2 separate regions of the Homo sapiens genome follow, and region 1 is linked to region 2. Evidence: chromatin contacts called from ENCODE Hi-C or POLR2A ChIA-PET data. All regions are on one chromosome and are shown on one strand. Each heading gives the region's core, a stretch centred on a gene start or an enhancer-like site at or near the end of the contact. The rest is flanking DNA. Distances are from core to core; before and after follow the strand shown.

The links. Hi-C counts contacts between places; a loop is a spot of excess contacts on that map. ChIA-PET counts read pairs that join two places held with the same protein, here RNA polymerase II (POLR2A). Pooled maps may share reads with other maps.
Region 1: a loop to region 2 is called in a pooled map of posterior vena cava, with 6 times the contacts of the local background. The contact joins the promoter of LINC00316 here to the enhancer-like site in region 2. A Hi-C loop is called at or near these places in 1 of 50 pooled maps. POLR2A ChIA-PET finds 5 or more read pairs at or near these places in 2 of 52 experiments (GM12878 and H1).

Annotation. Positions count from the first base shown.
Region 1 is chr21:45,340,258-45,343,364 of GRCh38, forward strand. It overlaps LINC00316 (long intergenic non-protein coding RNA 316), which reads right to left and starts at 1,733. Exons shown (of 2, transcript NR_103811.1): 1 at 1,568-1,733.
Region 2 is chr21:44,896,384-44,899,503 of GRCh38, forward strand. It overlaps ITGB2 (integrin subunit beta 2), which reads right to left. Exons shown (of 16, transcript NM_000211.5): 8 at 2,684-2,779. Among named protein-coding and RNA genes, the nearest start is that of ITGB2, 23 kb to the right of the region's middle. RefSeq lists an enhancer at 1,035-1,650. Within about 2 kb of position 1,413, at least 2 of the 41 ENCODE cell types and tissues checked have a DNase peak (open chromatin) inside an H3K27ac peak, as active enhancers do.

The sequences.
Region 1 (3,107 bases), core at 483-2,982, 440 kb after region 2:
TGTGATTTTTCTTCTGAGCATAAGCTTATCCTCAATATGGAAACTTTAATTCAAAATACAGTTTGGTCTCATAGGAGCATTGTAGTCTTGCTGGCTGGAATTCACGTGGAGACCGATGCCAGTGCCTCTTTCCTCTGCATCCATCCATCCATCCATCCATCCATCCATCCATCCACCCACCCACCCATCCATCCATCCATCCATCCATCCATCCATCCATCCATCCATCCATCCATCCACCCACCCGTCCATCCATCCACCCATCCATCCATCCATCCATCCACCCATCCACCCGTCCATCCATCCATCCACCCACTCGTCCATCCATCCATCCATCCACCCACCCGTCCATCCATCCACCCACCCATCCATCCATCCATCCACCCATCCATCTATCCATCCATCCATCCATCCATCCATCCATCCATCCATCCATCTATTTATCCATCCATCCATCTATTTATGCATCCGTCCATCATCCATCCATCCCTCCGTTTGCTCATTTCCACCCAGGAATCCATCATCTCTCAAACTAAGGTTTCGACATCATTCCTTCTTTTCAGAAAGTGCAAACCAAAGCTAAGACTGGCTCACACATGCCACGCGGGAGTTAGAGTGAGAGCATTTTTCAGATCCTTGTTCTCTTCTGGCCCCACCTCCCGCAGTTTCTGGAAGTCCCAGGACAGGGAAAAGGAGAGAAAGGCAGAAAAGAAATTATCGAGTGTGGCTCTTCCCTCTCCTCAGAGGAAATTGTTCACCTGCCACCCTCGGAAATTTAATTTTCAGTGTTAAAACTTGAAATTTTATAGTAGTATGTGTACCAAAGTTATAAAATGGGCAAACTTGTCTAAACGAGGATTCCTACATTGTTATGACATTTTCCCCAGAGAATCACAAGCTCTGAGATACACTTGTGAACCTTACTTATGCAGACATTCTCTTAAACTGGGATTCTTTCTCTCAGTTTACCTTAGGCTAACACAGAAACATATTTTGACACAGAAAGAATTTTTTCTCTTCATTGCTCAAGTCACCTGGAGGCAGCTCCTGCCTGGGGTGGATGCCTCCGACCCCTGGGAATGACCCCTGCAGCCACCACTGAGCCCCCCACAGAAGGAGGCTCGTGCCTGGTCCAGCTTTCCCACCCGGGGTCTCTGTGGCTGGCTCCCCCCAGCTCGGGGCAGAAGCCTAATTCAGGGTTGTTCTGCTCAGTTGATCCAGTCGGACGCTAGGATTTGCCTGGGGGCCCGGCCTGCCAGCAGTACAGGTGAGGGGACGCAGGCTTGGTCACAAGCACCCCTGCTGACCTTCCCTACAGACCTGGCACATTTAATCTTCTTCTTTGGGGAGGAGAAGAGGATGCATTCAGAAATGCCTTTGCTGATGAGGCCCTCAGGAGCTTGTACTGGAATCACTCAAAATTCCCAAGTAGCCTGAGTGTCCTAATTCATTTCTGTGTACATCTGCCTAATTCTCAATCCACGTCTAAGGTTAGAATGAACATTTGAATTAGCCATTCTGGACAACACACACACGCACTATACCATGCATTTAGATCTCTCTGTACCTTGCTCGTGTCAGCACAAACGCAGCCCCTCTCTTTTCAAAAGCCCGGTTCGTTTTCCAGCAGGCGCGTGCTTTCATTAGACTTTCCCTCCTGTGGGTTCTGGCAGATTTCCCAACACAAGCACGGCAGGAAGTGCATTGTGTTTGTAGAAAATCCAAAATAATCTCTAGGTGAGTGTTAGGATGAAAAATGAATTTAGTGTTGGTACAGGTTTTTGCTTGTTGTACTTTTTGTGGGGGAGGGTGATAAAAATATTCCAAAATTGATTGCGATGATGGTTGTGCAATTCTGTGAATATACTAACAAGCACTGAACTCTATACTGCAAACAGGTGAACTGTATGGTATGTGAATTATATTTTAATAAAGCTGTTATTTTTAAAAAGTAAATTTAGCAACAACACTGGATACAAGCTAAATATACAAAAATTAATTATCTTTATACAGACCAGCAACTAATAATTAGAAAATGAGAATTTTTAAATGATACCATTTTGGTAGTATCAAAACCCATCAATTACCTAGTAACTGTTCAGTAAAATATTCCAAAAACAGCAAAACATTGACTAAGGTACATTAAAGAAGATTTAAATAGCCCAGGCATGGGGGCTCACGCCTGTAATCCCAACACTTTAGGAGTCCTAGGAGAGCAGATCACCTGAGGTCAGGAGTTCGCGACCAGCCTGGCCAACATGGTGAAACCCCATCTCTACTAAAAATACAAAAATTAGCCAGATGTGGAGGTGTGCGCCTGTAATCCCAGGTACTTAGGTGGCTGAGGCAGGAGAATCGCCTGAACCTGGGAGGTGGAGGTTGCAGTGAGCGGAGATCTCACCACAGCACTCCAGCCTGAGTGACAGAAAAAAAAGAAAAAAAAAAAAGATTTAAATAAAGGAAGGGATATGATATATTTATGGATTAAAAGCAAGTTAAAAACAAGTTAACAAACACAACAATTGATCTATAAATTCCATGTAATCACCATTAAAATCCAGGCCAAAGTGTGTGAGTGTGTGTGTGTTGCGGGTAGGGGGTTGCCAAGCTAAAGTTTACGTGGGAATGGACGGGGCAAGAACAGCAAGACGACCTTGAGGACGACCAAAGCGAGGGACTCGGCCCCCAGGTGCCAGTGCCCACCACAAAGCTATAGGAGTCCAGACCAGGCCACACAGCGGTCAGTGAAGTGGGATGGAAGGTCCAGACCAGGCCACACAGTGGTCAGTGAAGTGGGATGGAAGGTCCAGACCAGGCCACACAGCGTCAGTGAAGTGGGATGGAAGGTCCAGACCAGGCCACACAGCGGTCAGTGAAGTGGGATGGAAGGTCCAGACCAGGCCACACAGTGGTCAGTGAAGTGGGATGGAAGGTCCAGAAACACGCACACGGGACACTTGATCCACAACAGATTCAGGATTGCAGACCAGGGGCACGGGGAACCTCTTTACTCGTGGTACCAGCTCAGTTGCAGATGCATACGGAACGCAGGAAGCCGGGGCCCCACGTTCCCCCATATGCAGTCTGCAAATGCAAACACGGAGGCT
Region 2 (3,120 bases), core at 163-2,662:
CCGGCCAGATGCACAGGGGCGCAGCCAGCCTCCCCCATGCTCACACATGCTCAGCTTCTTTCATGGAAGATTGCGGCATCATTTCACCTTCCAGGAACACGGAGCAGATGGTCGGGTCACCTCCCCGCCCAAACCCTCCCATGACTGCCCTGCATGGGCCCAGTCCCTTCCATGGAGCTCCTGGGGCCGGTCACAGCCTGGCCACCACCCTCCTCTGCGCCCTCCGCCCACCGCCCACTTCCATCCGTCCCAGTCTGGGGCCATCCCTGTCTTGGGAGAGCTGGGCCCTCCCACATCCTGTCCTGCTGAGCCTGCTGTGCGCTTGGTGCAGAAACACACTCGGAGGGGGCGTGGCACGTGTGTCCACACTCGCTGCCTGTTGCCTTGACCACCCCCGAAGGTGACCAGGAAAGGCTGAGGAAGGCTTGTGTGCCCCAAGGCTCAGCAGTAGGCATGGGGTGCACTCTACCTGCCTCCAGTGCCTGGCCCTGGTGCCACACCATCGCCTGGAGTCTGGCTGCCATGACAAATGGCAAAGGATTGGGACCTGCTACTGCTGGTGAGGAGGGGACCGTCATGGCCACCTACAGATGGGACACAGGGCTGTGACATCCTGACCAGCAGGTGGTCTCTGTGGATGTCCGGCCCCAGCCCTGCCCTGCGCTGACCCACTGTCCCGGCAGCCTGACCAGCTCTGGGTGCCCACTCGGAGGGTCCCCCAGACACCTGCCCCCATCCCGTGTCTCCCGCAGGGTCCTGCTCCCACTCCAGAGCCCGGGGAACCTATGGCAGGAACCGCTGGTCTCGCTGTCGGCCCCAACACACCACGAGGTTGAGCTTGTAGCTGGGATACGGGCCTGACAATGGATCCCTGTAGTTCAGCAAATGTTCACTTTACAAAAGCAGCGGCCCTCCCGGGCACTTTCCTTCCCCAAACCCCGAGTATGTCTCCTCAGCCTAAGCAGCAGGGCAGGGGCTGTGAGGCTGCCCAGCTGGGCAGAGCCCCAGGCAGGGGGAAGAGGGGGCCCTGGTTTCCTGCGTGCCATTTTGAAGAAGATGGCGGTGATGGCCCTGGAATGGCCAGCAGGTCGGTCACTGTCCGGATGAGGATAATCGGGCCCTTTAGGGCGGCTGCTCTGTGAATTCCCTGAGTGGGTGAGCTCAGTACCCACGACGCACTGCCCGCCGGGCACCACTACCCCTTTCACAGATGAGGAAACTGAGGGCTCGGGGTAAGGAAGGGCCTGGGGCGTCCTGTGGTAAGTAACAGAGCTGGGTGTGAGGTGAGCCACCCAGGGCCCTGTCCACCCTGAAGAACGGGGCACGTGGCTGTGTAAAGTACAATGACAACTATCTCGTTCCTCCAGCTCCACCCTGAAGAACGGGGCACGTGGCTGTGTAAAGTACAATGACAACCACCTCCTTCCTCCAGCTCAGTCCTTCTGTCCCTGTGGCCTCAGGGCCACACACTGTGCAGGCTGCTATGGGCGGAGGCTCCTTTCAGGAGGGCGTGCAGTGTTTCCTTCCTTCTAGCGAATCCCTGTTACACAGTCAGGGCTCCACCCAGCAGGCCTGGCTGGCCACACCCCACACATGCCAAAGAGTGGTAGACCCCGGCTGAGCTCCTGAGAGGTAGCCTCTGAGCCCTTGGTACATCCTACCCGATGGGGGTGTCATTGTTCCTGGGGCCTCAGGTCACACCGGATAGTCCCACAGTGTGATTTGGGGTGGGGCCCTGGACAGTTTTCAGCTTGACCTCTGGAGGGCTAGAGACTGAGGTCAGCCATGGGGTGTCAGCCGCGCCGCTGTGACTGACCCCCAGTAGACACCGAGGCTCAAGAGCCTCCTTGGGGACCATGTTCTGTGCATGAGGCCACACATCATCGCTGGGAGGATGGAGCGCCGCCCACACCCCTGCAGGGAGGGGACACTGGGAGCTGGTGCCTGGTTTCTCTCCTGTGCACCTTTGACCTTTGCTGACTTTTGTCTGTATCCTCCCACCTCGGGCAGCGGCTGGCACCCAGGAGGGTCGGCTCTGCAATAAACTGTAACTGTGAGTTTACTGGTTCCTGAGCTCTGCAAGTCCTTCCGGCAAATCACTGATCCTGAGAAAGGTCTTGGGAACCCCAACAGCACCTGAGCGTCTTGACGCACTGACCTGCTCAGGCTGAACACATGGCACTAGCAGCGGAAATGCAGGATGAACGTGTTTCACTGGGGGCCTCTTTTTCTAGGAGCAGAGGCTGGTTATCAGCTGTGCTTCCTTCGTGAAATTCATCCCACTCCGCACTCCAAGCTTGTGAACGTTTTTGTGTAATTTTATCTTCACGGAGAGTGTTGATGTTCAAATGTATGTGAGCATAAAATAAGTGTGTTTCCATAAAATAAAGAATTGTGTTGTATTCCAGGAAAAAACAGAAATATCACCAATGCCAAGACATGCTGTTAACACAGCTGAGTTTCAGGGACGGGGAGGAATTCCTCCTCCTATCGACACGCAGGCGTCCTGTCCCCGACGGGAAGCCTCGGGCTCCTCACCTAGGGGGATCCAGGACCTGGGCCGGCTGGTTGCTCACGTGCCCAGCATGCAGAGGTGGCGCTCAGACCTGCAGTGGCGCTGGGTCTGGCCTGTGGCTGAAACATGCCCCCACCCAATGGATGCTCGGGACCCAACAGCACTCACCTCGTAGGTCTTCACCATCCTACTGGTCACCGCGAAGATGGGCTGGATGTTGTTTTCAGCCAGCTTGTGCGCCAGCTGGCCCACCGATGGGTAGTCCTGGAGAGAGGAGGTCCTGCTCAGTTGGCCCCGAGTCCAGGACAAGGCTTCCAGGTACCCGCCCCTGTCTGCCCCGCTCAGCGTCAGCCCTGCCCGTGCTTCGAACCCTCTCTGGGGAAGGCTGGAGAGGCAGAGGCTGCCACGCAGGAGTGCAGGGCAGAGAGCTGCCACGCCCTCTGGGCAATGTGTGCATAGACTCGGGCTTTCAGAGTCCAGGCATGAGCAGCATTTGAGGCGTCTCACCGTGGGACTGGGGATGTCCACGGGGGCAGAATCCCAGCCTTCCCCACACGGTGGACCTGCTTTCGCACTGAGGGACACTCAGTTTCGGTAGAGGCCAT